Linked DNA regions of Homo sapiens: regions 1 and 2 are each linked to region 3. A link is a loop called in an ENCODE intact Hi-C map of the cell type or tissue named here. Cell type or tissue: CD4-positive, alpha-beta T cell. All regions are shown on one strand.

Region 1 (8,000 bases), 130 kb before region 3:
ACCATGTTGGCCAGGCTGGTCTCCAACTTCTGACCTCAAGTAATTCTCCCTCCTTGGCCTCCCAAAATGCTGGGATTACAGGCATGAGCCAATGCTCTTGGCCCAACCTGGGAGGCCCTGCTGTCTTTGGTGCATGGTGCAGTAGGGGTCACAGTGGTCTCTGCCTCATTGGATCATGGTGAGACGTGAATGTGAAGGCATCTGGTGTATCTGGAATGGGGCCTGGCATAGATACTCACTGTGTGCTCACTGCTGCCAAGATGCTGGAGGTGTGGCTACTGTGGACACATGGTGTACCCAGTTGGCACTGGGCAGGCATTTGGCAGGCATCCAACAGGTGCTTGATGGGGACACAGCAGGCCTGCAAGAGGCACTTCGTGCCCACACAAGGAAATATTTAGCAGATGTTCAGTAGGTGCCCAGTAGATGCTCAGCAGGCACACAGTGTGTACTCAGCTGGTGTTCAACAGGCTAATGGTATGTACTCAGCTGGTGCTCAGCAGGCTTACAGTGTGTGTTCTGCAGGTGCTCAGCAGGTGCACGGTGTGTTCTGCAGTGTGTACTCAGCAGGTGCTCGGCAGGCACACGGTAGGTGCTCTGCAGGTGCACAGTTTGTGTTCTGCAGGCGCTCAGCTGGCGCAGCATGTACTCAGCAGGCGCTCAGCAGGCACTCAGCAGGCACACAGTGTATACTCAGCAAGTGCTTAGTAGGTGCACAGTGTGTACTCAGCAGGCACTCAGCAGGCACAGTGTGTACTCAGCAAGTGCTTAGTAGGTGCACAGTGTGTACTCAGCAGGCGCTCAGCAGGCACAGTGTGTACTCAGCAAGTGCTTAGCAGGTGCACAGTGTGTACTCAGCAGGTGCTTAGCAGGCACACAGTTTGTACTCAGCAGGCGCTCAGCAGGCACACACAACAGTGTGTACTCAGCAAGTGCTTAGCAGGTGCACAGTGTGTACTCAGCAGGCACTCAGCAGGCACAGTGTGTACTCAGCAGGCGCTCAGCAGGCGCTCAGCAGGCACAGTGTGTACTCAGCAGGCACTCAGCAGGTGCACAGTGTGTACTCAGCAGGCGCACAGTGTATACTCACCGGGCGCTCAGCAGGCGCAGTGTGTGCTCAGCAGGTGCTCAGCAGATGCGCAGTGTGTACTCATCAGGTTCTCAGCACATGCACAGTGTGTACTAAGCAGGTGCTCAGCAAGTGCAGTGTGTACTTAGCAGGCACTTAGCAGGCGCACAGTGTGTATTCCACAGGTGCACAATGTGTATACAGGTGCTCAGCAGGCGTACAGTGTTCAGCAGGCACACGGTGTGTATTCAGCAGGTGCACAGTGTGTATTTGGTTGCTGAGCAAGTGCACACTGTGTACTCAGTAGGCGCAGTGTGTGCTCTGCGGGCACTCAGCAGGTGCACAGTGTGTATTTAGCAGGCGCTCAGCAGGTGCATAATGTGTATTTAGCAGGTACTCAGCAGGCGTACCGTGTGTGCTCTGCAGGCGCTTAGCAGGTGCACAGTGTGTATTTAGCAGGCACTCAGCTGACACACAGTGTGTATTTAGCAGGCGCTCAGCAGGCACAGTGTGAACTCAGCAGGTGCTCAGCAGGCATCAGCAGGCTCTGGAATCTGACCTCCCTGTGGGCAGGCCTGTCTCCAGTTCATTCTGGAATCTCATAGAAGCAGGTGCTCTCTAAGAGGGCCAGTACCATGTCACATGGTCCAATGTCCCCACTTCAGTCCTGGGAGGGGTGTGCGGGGTCTTCTCAATACCTCCATCTGGGAACATGTACCGGCTGTTGAGGGGCCCTGAAGTGAGAAGAGTAGTTTGTGGTCTTCCTGGAGCTCACATTTTTCTAAGCAAATCCTGAGCCTGTATACTTGTACGGAACACAGTGTGTTCCAGGGTCAAATCCTCGGGGTAGGATGGCCCTGGGGCTGCATGATGGTGCCCACCCAGCCCTCTGAGTGCCTGAACAAGAAGCACTGGGGTGGCCCGGTGAGTTCTCCCTGCAGCAGTGAGGGTTTGGATAGGAAAGTCCATTCCTCGAGTCAGTTGGTATTTCCTGAGCATCTCCTGTGAGCTGGCCCCGGAGACACCTTGGAGAGCAGGTCAGCTGGAGACCCTGCCCTAGGGAGTGACAGGAAGCCACACCTGTGCCAGCTGGCCCTGCCCCTGAGGTTGCGGCTCTGAGCCAAAGCGAAGAGCCTGGCCTCGCCTGGCTCTGGGGGTGATGCCTCGTGGGCCAGGGTGAGGGGTTGAGATCTGGTCCTGGGATGGGGAGGGTTTTGAGCAGGGCAGTGATGTGGGATTTATGCTTTGCAAGGATCCCATTGGCTGCCATGTGGGGACAGGCCTGGGAGGAACGAGTAGGGAGCAGCAGGAGGCCTAGGAGGGGCCAGGGCAGGTGTCCCCCGGAGATAGTGGGTGCTGGGGCTCTGTGATGACCTGGGGCTTGGCAAAGGCGGGCTTGTGACAGACTGAGCCTCATCTCGGCAGCTCTCACACCCATGGATCCTGAGCCTGATTCCCCAGGAGGGTTGGCGACGGGAGGGTTATGTTAAGTGGCTGCGTCTTCCATCTCAGGGAGCCCCACACTGGGGAACGTCACCACTATAGCGGCTGAGAGGCTTTGGGTCCTCATTTACTACATAAAATTCCCCCTTCTCTGTACTTGGGTCCTGACGCCTCCGCTGGTCCCAGGAGTTTCACTCCGTGGGGTGGGGTTGAAGGGTGCGGTGAGGCCCAGAGGGGCTGAGTCTGCTTGGAAGGGTGGGCCTTCTCCCACTGCGGGTGCTAATACCCTGTGCCCATATCCTAGCCACCCTGTCCCTTATCCACATACCCCACTCTGGTATTTCAACAGCCCAGAGACCACCACGGTGCTTGGGGGCTCTCGGCAAGGGGGCGAAGCCTCCCTGAGAACTTCTGCAGGCCGCCCTTCTCTTCCCTTTCCTGCCGGGGCTCTTGCTGCAGAGAAGCTCTCTGCCACACTTTTTTTTTTTTAAATAAAAAAAATGAAAATAAAGAAATCATTTATGTTTCAAAACTTTGATTAAAATTGAAAACAGAAACACCACAGCACTTCCCGTTTCCTCTGCATCTGGCACCACTCACCTGGGTGCAGAGGGTGGGTGGGTGCATGCCAGCTGGTCATTCGCCCGGAAATCTCTGGGAGGAAGTATCAGCACAGCCTAGCAGGGCGCCTGGGACTGGCTCTGTGGGCTGGCCGTCCCTCTGGCTGGGGACACGGGGAGGCCGAGCGTGTCCGCAAAGACACGCGAGCTGTCCACCTTTCTGGGCTGCAGGGGTCTGCAGAACCTCGGAACCTCGGAGGGGCTCTCTGTCTGCTTCAGCGTCTCTTTCTCAAGTGACTGAAAGCAGAGGCTCCCTGCTGCGTTACACCATTGAGTCCTTTCGCATCTGTGCGCATCCCGCTTCCATCGCTGCGGGGATCCCTTCGGTCCTCCCAGGCAGGCGAGATTGGTGGCTGTAATTAGGACAGGAGTGGCTCATTATATCATCACAGAATAAATGCACAGACCCTGGGGATGATTTATGGTCCCAACAGCCTATCTTTGCGCCCAGGCGGCCTCGGCCTCTGTTCGGCAAGGAGCCCGCTAATCCCTTCACTGCCGGCTCAGCCGGGGCAGAAGGAGGAGCCTGAAGGTCCACCATGGGGTGGAGGCTGCCTGCTCGCGGGCCCGCCCCCAGAGCCCGGGGCTCATCACGCTGCTCTATGCGCCTCTGTTGGCTCCTGCCAAACAGTCCCTCCCTTCTGTGCCTCAGTTTCCTGGCTGTAAAAAGGGGGTGCTCACAGAGCCCCCTTGAGGAGTCGTCACATGGATTAGATGATGCATCCACGCAAAGTGTCTGGCCCCGTGCCCGGCCCGTGGTGGGTGCACACCTTGAAAGATGCCTGCTTGGCCGAGGCCAGCTGTTGAGCTGCTACTTGGGGCAACAGTGAGAGCAGGATCGCACCTTGTTCACCTCTGTGCCTTGGCCCAGAATATGACAGCTGCCACTGTGTGGCTTATGGGTCATCTGTTTAGTTTCACCTGAGGGAGTATTCATTGCTGTTAACTGTTTCTTATGAGATAGGATTTTTGTTTTTTGTTTTTTGAGACAGAATCTCACTCTGTCACCCAGGCTGGAGTGCAATGGCGCCATCTCAGCTCACTGCAACGTCCACCTCCTGGGTTCAAGCGATTCTCCTACCTCAGCCTCCTGAGTAGCTGGGATTACAGGCGTGTGTCACCAGGCCCAGCTAATGTTTTTTATTTTTTTTGTATTTTTAGTAGAGACGGGGTTTCACCATGTTGGTCGGGCAGGTCTCCAACTCCTGATCTCAAATGATCCGCCCACCTTGGCCTCCCAAAGTGCTGGGATTATAGGCATGAGCCACCGCGCCCACCGTTTTGTTTTTTTTTTTTTTTTTTGAGACGGAGTTTCACTCTTGTTGCCCAGGCTGGAATACAGTGGTGCAATCTCGGCTCACCGCAACCTCCTCCTCCCGGGTTCAAGCAATTCTCCTGTCTCAGCCTCCCGAGTAGCTGGGATTATAGGCGTGTACCACCACACCCGGCTAATTTTGTATTGTTAATAGAGATGGGGTTTCTCCATGTTGGTCAGGCTGGTCTTGAACTCCCGACCTCAGGTGATTTGCCCGCCTCAGCCTCCCAAAGTGCTGGCATTACAGGCGTGAGCCACTGTGCCCAGCATTTTTTTTTTTTTTTGAGACAAGGTCTGGCTCTGTTGCCCAGGCTGGACTGCAGTGGTGTGATCTTGGCTCACTGTAGCCTCAATTTCCTGGGCTCAGGCAGTCCTCCTGCCTCAGCCGCCTGAGTAGCTGAGACCATAGGTGTGTACCACCACAGCTGGCTAATTTTTAGTATATATTTTTTGTAGAGACAGGAGTCTCCCTGTGTTGCCTACGCTGGTCTCAAACTCCTGGGCTCAAGTGATCCTCCTCCTGCCTGGGCCTCCCAAAGTGCTGGCTTGAGCCCCATACCTGGCTTCTTAGGGGATAGTCTTTTTTTTTTTTTTTTTGAGATGGATTTTCGCTCTTGTTGCTCAGGCTGGAGTGCAATGGCACAATCTTGCCTCACCGCAACCTCCACCTCCCGGGTTCAAGCGATTCTCCTGCCCTCAGCCTCCCGAGTAGCTGGGATTTCAGGTATGCGCCACCACACCCGGCTAATTTTGTATTTTTAGTAGAGGCAGGGTTTCTCCATGTTGGTCAGGCTGGTCTCGAATTCCCAACCTCAGGTGATCCACCTGCCTCGGCCCCCCAAAGTGCTGGGATTACACAGGAGATAGTCTCTTAGACTTTGTGAAAAGTTTTGGAGATAGTGCAGGGAATACCCATAACCCCCCACCTGTTTCCCACATTGTGAACATCACACGTGACCTGGTTGCGACGGCCGGGCTGGGACCTCCAGTTGTCACAGTTCTTTTTTTTTTGAGATGGAGTCTCGCTCTCGCTCTGTTGCCTCAATTTCCTGGGCTCAGGCAGTCCTCCTGCCTCAGCCTCCTGAATAGCTGAGACTCGGCTCACTGTAAGCTCCACCTCCTGGGTTCACGCCATTCTCCTGCCTCAGCCTCCCGAGTAGCTGGGACTACAGGCGCCTGCCACCACGCCCGGCTAATTTTTTTGTGTGTATTTTTAGTAGAGATGGGGTTTCACCTTGTTAGCCAGGACGGTCTCGGTCAGGATAGAGACGGGGTTTCACTGTGTTAGCCAGGATGGTCTCAATCTCCTGACCTCGTGATCTGCCCACCTTGGCCTCCCAAAGTGCTGGGATTACAGGCGTGAGCCACCGCTCCTGGCCCAGTTGTCACAATTCTATTAACTAGACTCCAGACTGTGTTTGGATTTCCCCGGATTGCTCCTTTAAGCACCTTCTCTGGACAGGGTTGTGTGTTGCATTTATTTACTTACGTATTTATTTATGCATTTATTTATTTATTTATTTATGATAGAGTCTTGTTCTGTCGCCTAGGCTGGAGTGCAGTGGCACGATCTCAGCTCACTGCAAGCAACCTCCACCTCCCAGGTTCAAGCGATTCTGGTGTCTTAGCCTCCCAAGTAGCTGAGATTATAGGCATGCACCACCATGCCCGGCTAATTTTTGCGTTTTTAGTAGAGATGGTGTTTCGCTGTGTTGACCAGGCTGGTCTTGAACTGCTGACCTCAGATGATTCGCTTGCCTTGGCCTCCCAAAGTGCTAGGATTATAGGTTTGAGCCACCGTGCCTGGCTAATTTTTGCATTTTTAGTAGAGATGGGGTTTCACTATGTTGGCCAGGCTGGTCTCGAACTCCTGACCCCAAGTTATCTGCCTGCCTTGGCCTCCCAAAATGCTGGGATTGCAGGCGAGAGCCACTGCGCCTGGCAACGTGTTGCATTTAGTCAAAGCATCTCCTTTGATTCCTCCAATCTGTGATGGTTCCTCAATGTCTCCTCATCATCCGTGACCTTCACTCTCTTGAGGAGAGCTGGTCAGGTGTTTTGTGGAATGTCCTTATTGTGGTCTTGTGGAGGTTTTCTGGCAATTGGACTGAGGTTGTGGGATTTTGGTGGGGATCCCACAGAAGTGAAGTGCTCGTTTTCTTTTTATATTTTTTCTTTTTTTATATTTAAAATAGGGATCTGCCTGTGTTGCCCAGGTTGGAGTGCAGTGCTCACTGCAGCCAGGAATTCCTGGGCTCAAGCAATCTTTCCACCTCAGCCTTTCAAGTAGCTGGGACTACACCATCATGCCTGGCTTTGTTTTAAAATTCTTTTGTAGAGACGGGGGTCTTGCCATGTTGCCCAGGCTCAAGTGATCCACCCTCCTTGGTCTCCCAAAGTGCTAGGATTACAGGCGTGAGTCACCATGCCCAGCCTTTTTCTTTTTTTTAAAGTTAGTAAAATACACATAACATGTGGCCAGATGCGGTAGCTCTTGTCTGTAAGCCCAGCACTTTGGGAGACTGAAGCAGGTGGATCACCTGAGGTGAGGAGTTCGAGACCAGTCTAGTCAACATGTTGAAACCCCGTCTCTATTAAAAATACAAAAATTAGCTGGGTGTGGTGGCAGGCGCCTGTAATCCCAGCTACTCGGGATGCTGAGGCAGGAGAATCGCTTGAACCCTGGAGGCAGAGGTTGCAGTGAGCCATGATCGCACCACTGCACTGCAGCCTGGGCAACAGAACAAGACCCTGTCTCAAAAACAAACCAAAAACAAAACAAATACACATAACGTGTAAGTTACTGTCTTAACCTTAAGTGTGCAGTTCAGTGGCATTTAGTAAGTATCCTCACATTGTTTTGCAATCATCACCACCATCTGTGTTCAGAGCTTTTGCATCTTCCCGCACAGAAACTCTGTCCCCATTAAACACTCACCCACCCACCCCCTACCCCCCAATCCCCAACCCCCACCCTCCTACTACCCTCCATTCCCTCCCAGCCCCTGGCAACCACCATCCTATTTTCCACCTCTATGAGTTTGACGACTCCAGGGACCTCATGTAAGGAGAATCATCCAGGATTTATCATTTTGTGTCTGGCTTATTTCACTGAGCATAATGTCCTCAAGGTTCGTCCACGTTGTAACGTGTCAGAACGTCCTTCCCCTCTAAGGCTGTTATTCCACTGTATGGATGGGACACATTTTGTTTATCCGTTCATCTGTTGATGGACATTTGGCTGGTTTCACCATTTGGCTATTGTGCGTAGTGCTGCTGTGAACATTGGTGTACATCTCTTTGAGTCCCTACTCATAATTTTTTTGGGTATATTCCCAGACATGGGATTGCTGGATCATGTGTAATTGTATGTTTAATTTTTTTTGAGACAGAGTTTTGCTCTACCACCCATGCTGGAGTGCAGTGGCGTGATCTCGGCTCACCACATCCTCTGCCTCCTGGGTTCAAGCGGTTCTGCCTCAGCCTCCCGAGTAGCTGGAATTACAGGCGCATGCCACCACACCTGGCTAATCTTTGTGTTTTTAATGGAGAT
Region 2 (8,000 bases), 630 kb before region 3:
ATGAGCCACTGTGCCCAACCCAGAAATTTTTTTTTAAAGTTATTACTTCTGAGCAGAAAATTGAAATGTTTACAATCTCTAACCTATGCCAACTCTCCTTTTTTTTTTGAGACAGAGTTTTGCTCTTGTTGCCCAGGCTGGAGTGCAATGGCAATCTTGGCTCACTGCAACCTCCACCTCCCGGGTTCGAGCGATTCTCCTGCCTCAGGCTCCCAAGTAGCTGGGATTACAGGTGTGCGCCACCACGTCTGGCTAATTTTTGCATTCTTAGTAGAGATGGGGTTTCTCCATCTTGGTCAGGCTGGTCTCGAACTCCCGACCTCAGGTGATCCACCTGCCTCAGCCTCCCAAAGTGCTGGGATTATAGGTGTGAGCCACCGTGCCCGGCCATGCCAACTCTCCTTATAGTCTCTATATTCTCCACCCTACACTTGCAGATATTTGTTTCTATATGGTTATAGTTTTACTTTTCCATCTGAAATCCTTCTCTGACCCCTACGTTTTATTTATTATTTTTTGAAGAAAGTTTGGCTCAGAGACAATGGCCCCAGAATGAGTGTGGAAGGCCAGAAGCGATGGCTCACGCCTGTAATCCCAGCACTTTGGGAGGCCAAGGTGGGCAGATCACTTGAGCCAAGGAGTTCAAGACCAGCCTGGGCAACATGAGGAAACCCCATCTCAACTAAAAATACAAAAAAATTAGCCAGGTGTGGTGGTATATGCCTGTAGTCCCAGCTACTTGGGAGGCTGAGGCAGGAGGATCACTTGAGCCCAGGAGGTCGAGGCTGCAGTGAGCCCTGATCGTGCCACTGCACTCCAGCCTGGGTGACAGAATAAAACCCTCTCTCAAAGAAAAGAAAAGAAAAAAAAAGAGCAAGTGGGGTACACTCACCAGTCCTGCACTGCATTGAAGGATTCCTCGTTGGTGATGTCATACATGAGGATGAAGCCCATAGCGCCCCGGTAGTATGCGGTGGTGATGGTCCGGTACCGCTCTTGCCCTGCTGTGTCCTAGGGAGGAAGAGATGAAGGTCAGAGAGGACCTGCACATAAGGCCCTCGAAGAGGAAATGAGCTCTGATATCATCCAGTTCAGCCCCCTGGGAGAAGCAGGAGCTTGCCCAGGGGCACAAAGTGTCAGGAAGAGCAGGTTGGGTCACCAGTGCTCAGAATATATGAGTGCTCCATTATTCCACAGAGTCATTCACCAAACGTACTGTGCCAGGTGCTGTGGCTCACACCTGTAATCCCAGCACTATGGGAGGCTGAGGTGGGCAGGTGGCTTGAACCCAGGAGTTCCAGACCAGCCTGAGCAACATAGCAAGACCCCATCTCTACAAAAAGTACAAAAATTAACAGGGTGTGGTGGCTCACACCTGTAGTCCCAACTACTCAGGAGGCTCAGGTGAGAGGGTTGCTTGAGCCCAGGAGGCAGAGGTTGCAGTGAGGTGAGATCGCGCCACTGCAGTTCAGCCTGGGTGACAGAGTGAAACCCTGTCTCAAAAAACAAACAGGGGGTCGGGTGTGGTGGTGGCTCACGCCTGTAATCCCAGCACTTTGGGAGGCCAAGGCAGGTGGATCACCTGAGGTCAGGAGTTCGAGACCAGCCTGGCCAACATGGTGAAACTCTGTCTCTACTAAAAATACAAAAATTAGCTCGGCGTGGTGGCATGCACCTGTAATCCCAGCTACTCAGGAGGCTGAGGCAGGAGAATCGCTTGAACTCAGGAGACAGAGGTTGCAGTGAGCCGAGATCGCGCCATTGCACTCCACCCTGGGTGACAAGAGCGAGACTCCGTCTCAAAACAATAACAACAAAAAAAAAAAAAAAAAGAAAGAAAGAAAGAAAGAAAGAAAGAAAACAGAGGCCAGGCGTGGTGGCTCATGCTTGTAATCCCAGCACCTTGGGAGGCCAAGACAGGTGGATCACTTGTGGTCAGGAGTTCAAGACTAGCCTGGCCAACATGGCGAAACCCTATCTCTACTAAAAATACAAAAAAAAATTAGCTGGGCTTGGTGGTGAGCCCCTGTAATCCCAGCTACTCAGGAGGCTGAGGCAGGAGAATCGCTTGAACCCGGGAGGCAGAGGTTTCAGTGAGCCAAGATTGCACTACTGCACTCCAGCCTGGGTGACAGAGCAAAAACTCTGTCTCAAAAAACAAACAAACAAATAAACAAACATGGACTGGGCACTGATCTTTTCCACACCCTGAACTGGACACTGGGGACACAGTTGTTAACAAGATGGGCACTTCCCTTGCTAAGTGACACTCAGTGTGGGAAATAGAAAATAACGGTATAAATGTATCCTATATTGGAGAGTGACAAGGACCAAGGAGAAAAATCAAGCCAGATGAAGATGGAGAGAATTTAACTGTAGGTTTAAAAATTAAAGGAAGCTGACACTTGCCTGTACTCCCAGCTACTTGGGAAGCTGAGGCGGGAGGATTGCTTGAGCCCACGAGTTCAAATCCAGCCTGGGCAACAGAGTGAGACTCTGTCTCTTAAAACTAACAAGGCCAGGTGGGGTGGCTCATGCCTGTAATCTTAGCACTTTGAGAGGCTGAGGTGGGAGGATCGCTTGAGCCCAGGAGTTCAAGACCAGCCTGGGCAGACATAGCCCGACCCTGTCTCTACAAAAAAGAAAAAAATCAGCAGGCGTGGTGGTAGAAGCCCGTGGTCCTAGCTACTCAGGAGGCTCAGGTGGAAGAATGGTTTGAGCCTGGGAAGTCGAGGCTGCAGAGAGCCGTGATCACGTAACTGCATTCCAGCCTAGGGGACAGAGCAAGACCACCCTGTCTCAAAAAACAAACAAAAAAAGAGAATGGGGACCAAGATCCAGCTGAAACCTCATACATGGAAGAACTTGAAGATGGGGAAACTGAGGGACCAGGATTAGGTGCTTATGGGAGAACACAGGTGCTGTTTCTGCCCCGGTACACAGTGGGCACCTTACTGATAAATGCCCAGTGTGTAAGTGAATGACTCCAGTCAGGAAAGAGATAGACGAGGTTGGGGCTGCTTTTCCAAGTACGGGAATCCAACCGAGCCGGGCGGGAGCCCTCCAGCTGGGACCCACCCAGATCTGCAGCTTGATCCTCTTGTCGTTGCGATAGATGGTCTTGACCTTGAAGTCGATGCCCACGGTGCTGACGAAGGCAGGCGTGAACGAGTCGTCAGCATAGCGGAAGAGGAAGGACGTCTTGCCCACGCTGCTGTTGCCGATGATGAGAATCTTGAACATGTAGTCGAAGTTCTGATCCGAGGACTCCTTCTGCCCATAGCGCGAGTCTGTGGCGGATGCCATCTGGGGATACCGGGTGTAGCAGAGCCGTGAGGGGGGCTCTCTCCATCCTCATGTGCCCAAGCCCAGGCAGAAGATGGCAAGGGCTCCAGAAAACGGCCGGTGTATGGAGGACACCCTTATCCCATCAGGAGCCCCAGTATTAATTGGTGGTGCCCCCAGCAGAGGGCAGCCTGTGACCTTGAAATCCTGGGCGTTTCAGAGGAGGGGCTCAGAGGGTTGCCGATGGGGACACCCCAGCAGCCCCCTTCAAGGGGCAGGTGCCCCAGGTGGGGCTGTAACCCTAAACCCAGGGCTGAGCCCGGAGGGGGTGACTGCGGCTGGCTCCGCCCCCCATCAATCTTTCATGGTCCTCAGAACCCGGCCGCGCGGCCCCACGTGCACCGCGTGCATGGTCCCTCGAGGACGCGCATCTGCAGCCCCCGCTCCCCGCAAACCTCCAGGCCGGAGAGCTCCGGCCAAGGCCGCTGCATCACATGATACAGGAGGGGCATGCACACGCTCACGTGCACACAGCCTCAAACACGCTCATCCGTACATACAGGAGTGTGTGAACGCACTGAGGTGCACAGGACAAAGACACAGACACCTGTTTGCACACCGACTCGCCTATAGAAATGTGCAAACCACCCGTGCGCACAGGCCCCTCCACCCATGCAGGCGTGTGCACATCACCCACACGGACACGGATCCCCGTGCTTGTATGCACGGGCCATACCTGCACAGGCGGTCCACACGTCTTTCTCCACGCGCGTGCAACGCTCACACACTTAGGCCCAGACCCCCACGGCGTCACACGAGCATATCCAGGTACACAAGCAAGGGTGCACACAGACCCGCTGACACAGGCAGGCGCGCACACGCGTGTGCACACCACGCGCACGCGCACGCAAAAGCCTCCCGCGCGCACAGCTTCCCGCAAGGAGCTCGGCTCCCCTCCCCCTCCGCCGCAGAGCAGGGGGGTTGGGGGGGTTAGTGGTGAGGATCAGGCAGGAGTGGGGCGCCCGGGCCCTACCCATTCCCAGCCTCGCGACCGCCGCATCCTTCCCCCCATTCAACCCTAGTCAACCTCGTCCCCCACCTCCATCAGCCCATCAGTCAAATGAAGGTTATGCAGGTGCTCGGAGCCTGAGCACACCCGGCCGCCCAGGAGCTCACCTTGCCCTGCACCGATGCAACGGCGACCCTAGCGGCGGTGACTTTTTTGGCGGTGGCGGTGACAGGACCCCGGTGCGTTGATGTGGGGCTGCGCGGCGGCGGCGGCAGCAGCGGCTCAGGCCCCTGCAGTCCTCCGTGACGTCCTGCAAAGGGAGGGGCGGAGCCTCACATGTAGATAAGTCCGTGACGCCATCCGGAGGCGGAGCCGCGCGTAGAGATGTGGCCCATTGACGCACGCAGAGCCAGATGGGGCAGGGCTCCTGAGCAGATTGACGTGCAAATGGGGCGGGGCCTAGCGTGTGCATCCAGTAGGGGCGGGAGCGGCGCGGGGGCCGACTCCGCCTCTCGTCCGCCTCCTGTCCGCCTCGGGGAGGCGGGGCCCCTCAGCGTTCTCTCACTGGCTTAAGCTCTCGAGCGACGGGCGAAGTAGCCAATCAGAGATTGTCTACGCCCTCCTCTTGTCCAATGGTGGCATCTGGGAGATTGAAGGGCCGAGAGGCTGAGGCCTTGGCTGAGCCCCGGTCTTCGAGGGGCGGTTCCCTTACCCGCCCGCACCCACCCCAGGTAGGGGACTCTTGAGGCCACCGTCTAGTCCAAGGTGCTGTGACCCCTGTTAAATGCCCCTGACTCCCAATTGCAGAAAAGAAAAATCGAGGCCCAAGAGATGTTTTATACCCTCACATATATGGGGTTCAAAATAAATACCAAAGAATAAACAGGAGTCAAGAGGGACCCCTGTCCCATTCCCGAGGCGTAAGACCCCCCCACTGAGGGAGGGGCTAGTAAAGACTCCACCCCTCCCCCGTTTCTGAGGTTTGAAAAGAAAGAAGTAGAGGTCAAGAGAGCCTCCCCTCCCCACCATTCCCAGAAAAGGAGGAAGGGGCTGATGGACTCTCTGGGAACCCCCTCCCCTCCCTGCGCCCCGTCATCAAGAAGAAAATTCGAAGAAAAGGTTTAGCAGGGACAGAGAAGCGACCTGTCCCGGAAACCCCTTAAAGCCTGCGGTAAATGCCCCGGGAAACAGGGAGGGCACGAGCCGAAGCCTCCAGCTCTTCAAAGCTCGGATTCAAAGACCCGGGGGCTGGGAGACCCCCTCCCTCCATCCTGGGAAAGCAAAACTCAGAGGATGGAGCCTTTTGGGAGCTAAGATGGTCCATCTTTTATTCCTCCAAATCTTTAGGGAAGGAAGTCAGAATTTGGGGAGGGAGGAGGAGCCCGAAACCCCAGCCCCCACTTTGGGTCTCCTGCTCCCCCTACTCCAGCTTTCAAACCCTCCAGGGGTGTGTGGCCCCCAGGAGAGTCCTGATCCCCTAGATTCTCCCCCCACCCCTCCCAGTAGGCGGGGCTGGAGCGTGTGTGTGTGGCGGGGGGTGACTCGTCCTGTTTATAAAAAGCTCGCCAGCTGCGGAGGCGCCGAGAGACCAGAATAACTTAGCGCCTCGAGGCCCAGCCGCCGCCAACCCAGTCCCCAGCCCGCCCCCAGTGCCCTGGGAGTACTGGGACGCCCACCCCCACGTCCCCGCACCGTTTACATTTGGGAAATTTATTTTTTCTTTTTAGGGTAACATGTTTGCTCCCTCCTCCCCCACTCGGACTATAGAAGTATCACCAATCCACTGCAGAGAAATTGGGAAAATTCAGAAAAACAAAAAATAAAAAGAAATCCACCTCCCATTCTCCCTGCCCTCCGCGCCCACGCGGTAGTCCGTGCTCTGTGGGGGGCTCCAGGGCAGCTGGTCCAGGCCCTGGCCTGCCGCCTCCTTGGAGGGGAGGTTTTTCGGTTGCTCAGCTCCCTGATCGCCCAAAGGCACGCTTCCTACATGGGTGGCTCTCTCGGAAATACCTCCTGCCTTTTTTCCCCAGGAAGAGAAAAGTGAGCCACGAGAATGTGCGGAAGCTTCCGTCACTGACTTAGTATTTTAAAGTAAAAATAGCCGGGTGCGGAGGCTTACGCCTGTAATCCCACCACTTTGGGAGACCAAGGCGGGAGGATCGCTTGAGCCCAGGAATTGGAAACCAGCCTGAGTAACATAGGGAGGCCCCATCTCTACAAAAAATTTAAAAATTAGCTGGATGTGGTGTCGCGTGCTTGTGGACCCAAATACTCCCGAGGCTGAAGTAGGAGGATCACTTGAGCTCAGGAGGTCGAGGCTGTAGGAAACCGTATCGCGCCACTACACTCCAGCCTGGACGACAGAGTGAGACGCTGTCTCAAAAAATTAATTACTTAATTTAAATTTAAAAAGAATGCAAGCCCTTGATTGTCCAGAGCAGCATTGGGCTCTGGAATTAGAAATGGTTGAGCTGGGGGAGGGGCTGCGGGATTGGGGTATTTTCTTTGTGTCAGGGGAGACAGAGCTGGTGGGAGAACGGGCTAGGCTTCCAGGCCGGTCCCACTCAGAGGAAAGTCCAGAGGCTTCCCTGCATCCCTACCCTATCGTCTACACTAGACAAATAAAAATAAAAATGTGGCCAGGTGCGGTGGTTTATGCCTGTAATACCAGCACTTTGGGAGGCCGAGTCAGGAGGATCACTCCTTGACCTTGAGGTCAGGAGTTCGAGACCAGCCTGGCCAACATGGTGAAACCCCATCTCTGCTAAAAATACAAAAATTAGCCCGGTGTGGTGGTGCCTGTCCCAGGAGGCTGCTCAGGAGGCCCAGGCATGAGAATCGCATGAACCAGGGAGGCGGAGGTTGCAGTGAGCTGAGATCACCGGCACCACTGCACGCCAGCCTAGGTGCTAGAGGGAGACTCTGTCTCAAGAAAAAAAAAAAAAAGTATCCCAGATACGGGTCCAGGGACGACTTCTCGGGGAAGAAGACACTAACTTAAAACCCAGTGTGGGGGCCAGGTGTGGTGGCTCATGCCTGTAATCCCAGCACTTTGGGAGGCCGAGGTGGGTGGATCACCTGAGGTCAGAAGTTCAAGACCAGCGTGGTCAACATGGTGAAACCCCATTTCTACTAAATATTAGCCGGGCATGGTGGCGGTCGCCTGTAATCCCTGCTACTTGGGAGGCTGAGGCAGGAGAATCGCTTGAACCCGGGAGGCAGAGGTTGCAGTGAGCCAAGATCACGCCATTGTCCTCCAGCCTGGGCAACAAGAGCGAAACTTTGTCTAAAACAAAAATAAAAACAAAAATCTAATGGGTGAGGCTGGGGGCTGAGAGAGAAGCATTCCAGGTAGTGGGAACAGCTTGTTTGAAGGCCCTGTGGTGGGACCAGGCTTGCAGTGTGGCCAGAGCAGATGCAGTCAGTAAGAGGAGAGGGACAAATGCCTTTGGCTCAAACTGAAGGAGAACATATGAATATTCATTTATAAGAAATATGAATATTCTAGGGCTGGGTGCAGTGGCTCATGCCTGTAATCCCAGCACTTTGGGAGGCCGAGGCAGGCGGATCATGAGGTCAGGAGTTCAAGACCAGCCTGGCCAACATGGTGAAAACCCAGTCTCTACTAAAAATACAAAAATTAGCTGGGCATGGTGGTGGGCACCTGTAATCCCAGCTACTCAGGAGACTGAGGCAGGAGAATCGT
Region 3 (8,000 bases):
TCCCAATGTCACTTTGCAATTGTGAGTGTATACAGGAAATAAGAAGAGATCTTTAGAAATGGAGTAGGTGGGTCAAAGTGGGAGAGGGGCAATTAAAACTCTGAAAGGTGGGCTGGGTGTGGTGGCTCACGCCTGTAATCCCAGCACTTTGGGAGGCTGAGGAGGGAGGATCGCTTGAGCTTAGGAGACTGAGACCAGCCTGAGCAACATAGTAAGACACTGTCTCTACAAATAAACAATTTAAAAGATAGCTGTGTGTGGTGGTGTGTGCCTGTAGTCCCTGCTACTCATGAGGCTGAGGTGGGAGGATCCCTTGAGCCCAGAAGGTTGAGACTGCAGTGAGCTGGGTCACACCACTGCACCCCAGTCTGGGTGACAGAGCAAGACCTTGTCTAAAAATAAATTTTAAAAACTCTGATAGGTGTTACTAAATTGATCTGAAATTTGTCTACAAATTCCACTGGATGTGTTCCAAAGAGAGCTTTGCATGATATTAAAATTATCTGTTGGTCTGTCAGTATTCCCCCTTAAACTGTGCCTTCTTGGAGAGGGAGACCTACTTTTATTCATTGTTTATATTCCTACAGTTTAGTGCATGCTAGGAGCCCCCCTGAAATGTTATTTTTATTTTCTGTAGAGATGGGGGTTTTGCTGTTTCCTAGGCTGGTCTTGTACTCCTGACCTCAAGTAATCGTCCCACCTCAATCTTCCAAAGAGCTGTGATTATAGGTATGAGCCACTATGTCTTGTCCCTGAAAAAGAGTGAAGAAGGCTGTGGCTCACACCTGTAATCCTAGCACTTTGGGAGGCAGAGGCAGGTGGATCACCCGAGGTCAGGAGTTCGAGACCAGCCTGGCCAACATGGTGAAACCCCATTTCTCCTAAAAATACAAAAAAATTAGCCGGGCATGGTGGCAGGTGCCTGTAATCCCAGCTACTTGGGAGGCTGAGACAGGAAAATTGCTTGAACCCAGGAGGTGGAGGTTGCAGTGAGCCAAGATTGTGCCATTGTACTCCAGCCTGGGCGACTGAGTGTAACTCCGTCTCAGGGAAAAAAAAAAAAATGTGAAGAAGGAGAACAGAACCTCTGTCCCTGTGATGATAAACAGGCAAATTGGAAATAAGGAACCACGGCAAACTGGGAACTTTTAGTTCAGCTGTGCAAGCTAGGAGCTCTTTCAGCTGACTTATTTAAAGAGCAGCAGAATCTTGGGACAGAAAGGGAAATGAGGGTGTTTTCCAAGATACTTTACCAGAGAGGAAGCGAACGCCTGGGGTTAGGAAATTAAGGCCCATAAACCAGTAGCTTACCTTGGATTTAAAGTGTCAGAAAACTTTTTATTGAGCACCTACTGTATGAGGCATCATTCTCTCCGTGGGGAAGATCATAATGAACAAGGCCAACACCCTGTCCTTATGGAACTATGCATTAAGAGAGTGACTGGTAGCTCATTTATTCCTCTCATATATATATATATATATATATACACACAGAGAGAGAGAGATAGAGTGTATATATATATACACACACACACTCCCTATCTATATATAATAGAGTGACTAGTAGCTCATTTATTCTTATATATACAGTGTGTATATATATGTATATACACGCACTGTCTATCTCTGTCTCTATATATAATAGAGTGACTAGTAGCTCACTTATTCTTATATATACAGTGTGTATATATATGTATATACGCGCACTCTCTCTATATATATAATAAAGTGACTAGTAGCTCATTTATTCCTCTCATATATACAGTGAGATATATAATATACATCATATATATATATACATATATATATATGTATATATATATATATATATATATATATATATATATATATATATACACTTTTTTTTTGAGACGGAGTCTCGCTCTGTCACCCAGGCTGGAGTGCAGTGGTGCAATGTTGGCTCACTGCAGCCTCCGCCTCCTGGGTTCAAGCAGTTCTCCTGCCTCAGCCTCCCAAGTAGCTAGGATTACAGGCACGCACCATACCCGGCTAATTTTTGTATTTTTAGTAGAGACGGGGTTTCACCACGTTGGCCAGGCTGGTCTCGAACTCCTGACCTTGGGTGATCCACCTGCCTCTGCCTCCCAAAGTGCTGGGATTACAGGTGTGAGCCACAGCCTTCTTCACTCTTTTTCAGGGACAAGACATAGTGGCTCATACCTATAATCACAGCTCTTTGGAAGATTGAGGTGGGACGATTACTTGAGGTCAGGAGTACAAGACCAGCCTAGGAAACAGCAAAACCCCCATCTCTACAAAAAATAAAAAATAAAAATAACATTTCGGGGGGGGCTCCTAGCATGCACTAAACTGTAGGAATATAAACAATGAATAAAAGTAGGTCTCCCTCTCCAAGAAGGCACAGTTTAAGGGGGAATACTGACAGACCAACAGATAATTTTAATATCATGCAAAGCTCTCTTTGGAACACATCCAGTGGAATTTGTAGACAAATTTCAGATCAATTTAGTAACACCTATCAGAGTTTTTAAAATTTATTTTTATACAAGGTCTTGCTCTTTTGGCCTCCGAAAGTGCTGGGATTACAGGCGTGACACACCGCACCGGGCTCCATATATATCAGCAGCAACCATATATCACATGAGAGTATGAGAGGAATAAATGAGCTACTAGTCACTCTATTTATATTAACATAAATAAATATATATTAATATACACACACACACATAGGATCTCTGTCACCCAGGCTGGAGTGCAGTGGCACAATCATAGCTCACCGCAGCCTCAAACTCCTGAGCTCAAGTGATTCTCTTGCCTCTACCTCCTAAAGTGCTGGGATTTCAGGAAAGAGCCACCTTGCCCAGGCTTCCTATGCCACCTTAATGGCAACAGAAACCCTAGGCTCAGAGAGGTTAAGTCACTTGTATAATTTCACACAGCTGGTAAGTGGTCAGGTCTAGAGTCCACCACAGACCATGTGCTTCCAGTTGTTTTGCTGTATACGTCCACTAAATAATAATCATAGCAAAAATAGTAATGGTATAATAACAGTGGCAGAGGCATCAGGAACAGCAGCAACCATCATTTCCAAGTGCCAGGCCCAGTACGTAAGACTATCCCCATTCATTTATTTTTACTTATTTTTGAGACAGGGTCTCGCTCTGTCACCCAGGCTGGAGTGCAGTGGTGCAATCTCGGCTTACTGCAGCCTCAACTTCCCAGGGTCAAGCGATCCTCCCACCTCAGCCTCCCTAGTAGCTGGGACTACAGGTGCGAACCACCACGCTTAGCTAATTTTTTTTTTTTTTTTTGAGACAGAGTCTCACTCTGTTGCCCAGGCTGGTGTGCAGTGGCACAATCTTGGCTCACTGCAACCTCCGCCTCCTGGGTTCAAGCGATTCTCCTGCCTCAGCCTCCTGAGTAGCTGGGACTACAGGCTCGTGCCACCACGCCTGGCTAATTTTTTGTATTTTTAGTGGAGACGGGGTTTCACCATGTTAGCCAGGATGGTCTCGATCTCCTGACGTCATGATCCACCCGCCTCGGCCTCCCAAAGTGCTGGGATTACAGGCGTGAGCCACCGCGCTCGGCCTAATTTTTATATTTTTTGTAGAGATGGAGTCTCACTCTGTCTCCCAGGCTGGTCTCGAACTCCTGAGTTCAAGCAGTTCTCCCGCCTCAGCCTCTGAGTGTTGGGATTACAGGTGTGACCACCGCGCCGAGCCCCACTCCCTTTTTAAACCAATGCACAGGGAGCATCTACTATGTGCGAGGCACCCTCCATTTTACAGATGGGGAAACTGAGTTCCAAGCAGCTTTTGCCAGGAGTGGGAGCGCACCGTCCCTGCCCAGTCTCTCCAGTTGGGCGTTCCGAGACCACCTATGTAGGGTATTCGGCTAGCGCTCAATTAAACCGAAACACCGTCGCAGCGACCACAGGTGCAGACCACCAAGTCCACACCGCCAGCCGCCCGGGCGTCCCCAATTAGCAGTTGGGGCGGGACCAAGTCCTCGAGCTGCCGCCGCAGCGGCGGTTGAAAGCCCCACCCCCTGCGCGTGCGCGGTGCGCGTCCCGTCTTCCTGCTGGGCACCAGGCGCCCGCGAAGAGCGCGCGCGCTTCCGCCGGCGTCGGGCTCGCGCACGCGCACGGCGACGGCGGCGGTGGCGGCAGTTCCTGCTCTAGGCTGCGAGCGGCTGGCGGCTTCGAGGGGAGCTGAGGCGCGGAGGGGCTCGGCGGCAGCGGCGGCGGCTCGGCACTGTTACCTCTCGGTCCGGCTGGCGCCGGGGCGCGCGGTTTGGTCCTTTCCGGGCGCGCGGGGGCGACAGCGGCAGCGACCCGAGGCCTGCGGCCTAGGCCTCAGCGCGGCGGCGGGCTCGAGTGCAGCGCGGAACCGGCCCGAGGGCCCTACCCGGAGGCACCATGAGCGTGGAGGCGTACGGGCCCAGCTCGCAGACTCTCACTTTCCTGGACACGGAGGAGGCCGAGCTGCTTGGCGCCGACACACAGGGCTCCGAGTTCGAGTTCACCGACTTTACTCTTCCTAGCCAGACGCAGACGCCCCCCGGCGGCCCCGGCGGCCCGGGCGGTGGCGGCGCGGGAGGCCCGGGCGGCGCGGGCGCGGGCGCTGCGGCGGGACAGCTCGACGCGCAGGTGAGCGGCACATGGCGGTGCCGGAAGCCCGGGCCCGGCCTCGGCGCCTGAGACCTGCCCCGAACTCGCCTCGGGCCCGGCCTGTGTTTGGCCGGAGTCCCCCATCGCGGCCGGGCCTGGGGCGATCTGCCCCGGGTCCCCTACTCTGGCTCGGCCTGAGCTTACCTGCCCCAGGTCCTGCAATCTGCCCGGGCCTGGCCTGATCTGCCCCGGGTCCCCCGCTCCGGCCGCGACCTGGCTGAGTTCCTTCGGCCCCCAACTCCTGGGCCGGGCAGACTTGCCTCGAGTCCTCCACTTCGTTCGGGACCGAGCTAACCTGACCCTGTTCCTTTACGCCAGCTGGGTTTGCTCCCCCTCCTGGGCCCGGGCTGACCTGCCTTGTGTCCCACAATCAGTCTGGCCTGGAGTAACCTGCCCCCTGACTTATCTGAGTTCTTCCATTCCATCCGGGCTAGGGTGACCTGCCCTGGTCCCTCTTTCGCAGGTCTCGGTATTCTGCCTCGAGTTCTCCTACGACCTGGGCCGGGTCTTGCTCAGGCCGGAGCTTGAGTGACTTCCCTCAGTCCCTTTCCGGGAGTATCCAGGGTGACCTGCCCTAATCCTGTCTCTGGCCTGGTCCGGGGGTCCTGCCCGGTCTCCCCATTGGTGGGTCTGGCCGCCTGTCCCACCTCCCATCTGTGGTCGCAGCCATCTGGGCACCCCACCTTTCACAGTCACGGAGCGTAGGTTCGACTTTCCCCATGCATAGGGGCGCTGGCCAGCGGAAGGTTGAGGCAGAGAAGAATTTTTGCCTCCCATGGAGGAGCACATATTGGCTGGCTATTAAGATCATTCAGGAAGCAGGTTGTATTTTGTTTTTTCTTGCATCGCCTGTTGCTGAAACCGACCTGTTACATAACTTCACAACTCTTGCCTTGGAAAAGTTGGGTTTGAGTTTTGTTCTTCCAATAAGACAGCAATAATGGCTTTACATAAACGAGTCTGCCACGTTGGAAACTTATTTTTAATGATGTGGATGTTTAGAGAAGGTTACTTAGGTATTTTAAATGGGGGCTTGGGTTGGGAGAAGTATCGGGCATGCATTTCCTGGTCCTGGGCGCTGCTTGCCTGGGGTGGGAGAGGGGCTGGGGGGGTGGCGCGTGTTGCACCGGGGTCCTGGGGAATGTCCTCATCACCCTCTGGATTTCAGGTTGCTTTCACCTTAGGCTTGCTTTGTGCCTGACCTCTCGCTCAGGTTTGTTTTCCTGAATGCTCCGACAGGAAGAAGCTCCGAGGCTTACCTTGGCACAGGTGTCCCTTGGCATATGCTGGTGTTTCAGAACTGGGGGAACCACTCCTTGCTCATCCAGAGTGAGCTCAGACCCTGTCCTTGCATGGGGGGCTTACGTGGTAGTCGATTGAGTCACTCTCGTGGGTAGACCACCCACTTGGGCTTTCTTTTAGCCCCTAATGGAAGCAAAAAACATTTGACTCATTCTAACCCCATATTCCTTAAAATAGAAGGTGGGGTGTGAGGAGAACAGGTGTGCACGTATGGGTGTTTTTTTCAGTTTTGTTTACATTTTGCGAAGGGAGGGAGGGAGAGAGGAGAGTTCTCCTGAAGAAGGGAGTCTGAGCTGCGGAGGCCCCACCTCCTTGTAGTTTTCATGCCCTGTAGACCTTTCTGCTTCCGCAGCTGTGAAATGGGGGTGGCAGTTAGATTTTTATTCCTTTTAAACATAAAGGAAACCTAGATCCATGTGTGAGTCGACTGTATACGCTGTCTGTAATCTGACGTCCAGCCTGTCGGGGAGACTCGGTAAAGATCTCTGTGGAGCAGTGAGCCATGAGCGTGACAGCGCGGATCGGGGGGTTGGCTGGGTGTGAAAGGTAATCATTTTCTTGTGAATCCTTTTAACTGTAGCGAGCATAAAACAGCAAACCTGGGGCAGCCTTTAGTTCTGCTTTTGTTTCTGGCATTCCGTTTGGGATTAATTGTGGGGCATGTCCTTCTCTTTCAGTTGAAACAATTGATTTTTTTTCCTGCACCTGAACACACTGGGCTGTACAAAAGGAGAGCATTAAAACGCTCCCCTGGAGGTAAACATTGCAGTTGAGCTCACTAGAATTCTGACGACATCAGAGGGTTTGTCCTGTGCTACTTGTAATTGACCCAGATGCCCCACCCACCTGTTACCTGTAATTTGGATTTGTTTGTGGGGAATGGGAGTGGTACCCCTTTGCATCACAAGGGGAAGAACGGAATTTGGGGGCAAGGAAGTCTATGAATATCATTCAAGGGAAAGCGGAAGAAAGTTATCTCTTGTGTGAATTGAAGGCAGTGTCTGCTAAGATATTTGGGAAGACTTTCCCTGTTTGTCCTCAGGAGTTGGCCGTGTAACCAGCTGTTAAGTTGGGGGCTCCTGGAAACTCTCATTCTGCTTTTTTAATTTTTATTTTACTGGGGAAGTGGCTATCAGCTGTCAAGTGCCCTGCAGTCACTTTTGCTTAGCGGCTTTATTGAAATAGAATTCACTTGCCACAACATACAATTTACCCATATAAAGTGTACAGTTCGGCGGCTTTTATTTAGTATATTCAGAGTTGTGCAGCCATTACCACAGTAAACTTTAGAACATTTTTGTCACCCCAGAGATAAACCCTGCACCCCTTAGCCCATCCGTCCTACCTCCACAGCCCCTGGCAACCACTCACCTGCTTTCTGTCTCAAGATGTGCCTGTTCTGGGCATTTCACATCAACGGAATCATATCATATATGGTGTTTTGTGTCTGGCTCCTTTCACTCTGCGTGATGTGTGAGAAGTAGCTACAAGGTGAGCTTCGTAGCTGTTCCCTGGCCGAGCATTCAGGAAAATGAACCTGATCGAGGTTCATCCACGCTGTGGTATGTGTCATCATTTCATTCCTTTTTTTTTTTTGAGACAGAGTCTCGCTCTGTTGCCCAGGCTGGGGTGCAGTGGCGTGATCTTGGCTCACTGCAACCTGTGCCTCCCAGGTTCAAGCGATTCTCCTGCCTCAGCCTCCCCAGTAGCTGGGATTACAGGTGCACACCACCATGCCCCGGCTAATTTTTGTATTTTTAGTAGAGACGGGGTTTCACCATGTTGGCCAGATGGTCTTGATTTCCTGACCATGTGGTCCACTTGCCTCGGCCTCCCAAAGTGCTGGGATTACAAGCATGAGCCACCGCACCTGGCCAGCATTTCATTCCTTTTTAAGGCTGAGTAATATTCCATGGGTGGAATGGTCCAGATGGATGGACCATGTTTTGTTTATCTCGTCATCTGTTGATGGACATTTGGGTTGTTTCCACCTCTTGGCTTTTGTGAATAGCACTGCTGTGGCCATGAGTGTACAGGTTTCTGC

Evidence for each region. Hi-C counts contacts between places; a loop is a spot of excess contacts. Peaks named below come from ENCODE experiments on the same cell type or tissue, not always from the same donor. Only the 100,000 strongest peaks of a DNase experiment are listed, where the experiment ranks them.
Region 1: it touches region 3 in a loop (2.3-fold over the local background); 6 of 110 quality-filtered maps call a loop at or near these places.
Region 2: it touches region 3 in a loop (6-fold over the local background); 2 of 110 quality-filtered maps call a loop at or near these places.

The regions. Positions count from the first base shown.
Region 1 is chr19:18,697,507-18,705,506 of GRCh38, forward strand. The region is part of intron 1 of CRTC1 (CREB regulated transcription coactivator 1); the gene reads left to right. Among named protein-coding and RNA genes, the nearest start is that of CRTC1, 18 kb to the left of the region's middle. RefSeq lists enhancers at 2,561-3,407, 3,751-3,800. In CD4-positive, alpha-beta T cell, no CTCF peak of the experiment used is centred here; DNase peaks (open chromatin) are centred at 3,165 and 3,665; H3K4me3 peaks cover 2,321 bases; H3K27ac peaks cover 3,223 bases.
Region 2 is chr19:18,199,435-18,207,434 of GRCh38, forward strand. It overlaps RAB3A (RAB3A, member RAS oncogene family), which reads right to left and starts at 4,608. Exons shown (of 5, transcript NM_002866.5): 1 at 4,462-4,608; 2 at 3,079-3,306; 3 at 893-1,011. The coding sequence starts at 3,306. LOC102725254 (a long non-coding RNA gene) reads left to right here and starts at 5,296. Exons shown (of 2, transcript NR_134910.1): 1 at 5,296-5,465; 2 at 6,022-6,129. RefSeq lists enhancers at 3,850-4,632, 4,665-4,959, 5,145-5,244 and silencers at 4,625-5,014, 5,900-5,959. In CD4-positive, alpha-beta T cell, CTCF peaks have their summits at 3,503 (motif pointing right) and 3,703; DNase peaks (open chromatin) are centred at 4,197, 4,747, 5,327, 5,817 and 1 weaker place; H3K4me3 peaks cover 2,529 bases; H3K27ac peaks cover 826 bases.
Region 3 is chr19:18,827,808-18,835,807 of GRCh38, forward strand. It overlaps UPF1 (UPF1 RNA helicase and ATPase), which reads left to right and starts at 4,152. Exons shown (of 24, transcript NM_002911.4): 1 at 4,152-4,633. The coding sequence starts at 4,403. RefSeq lists silencers at 3,956-4,215, 4,336-4,435, 4,586-4,675, 4,686-4,765 and an enhancer at 6,347-6,899. In CD4-positive, alpha-beta T cell, no CTCF peak of the experiment used is centred here; DNase peaks (open chromatin) are centred at 4,064 and 5,024; H3K4me3 peaks cover 3,008 bases; H3K27ac peaks cover 783 bases.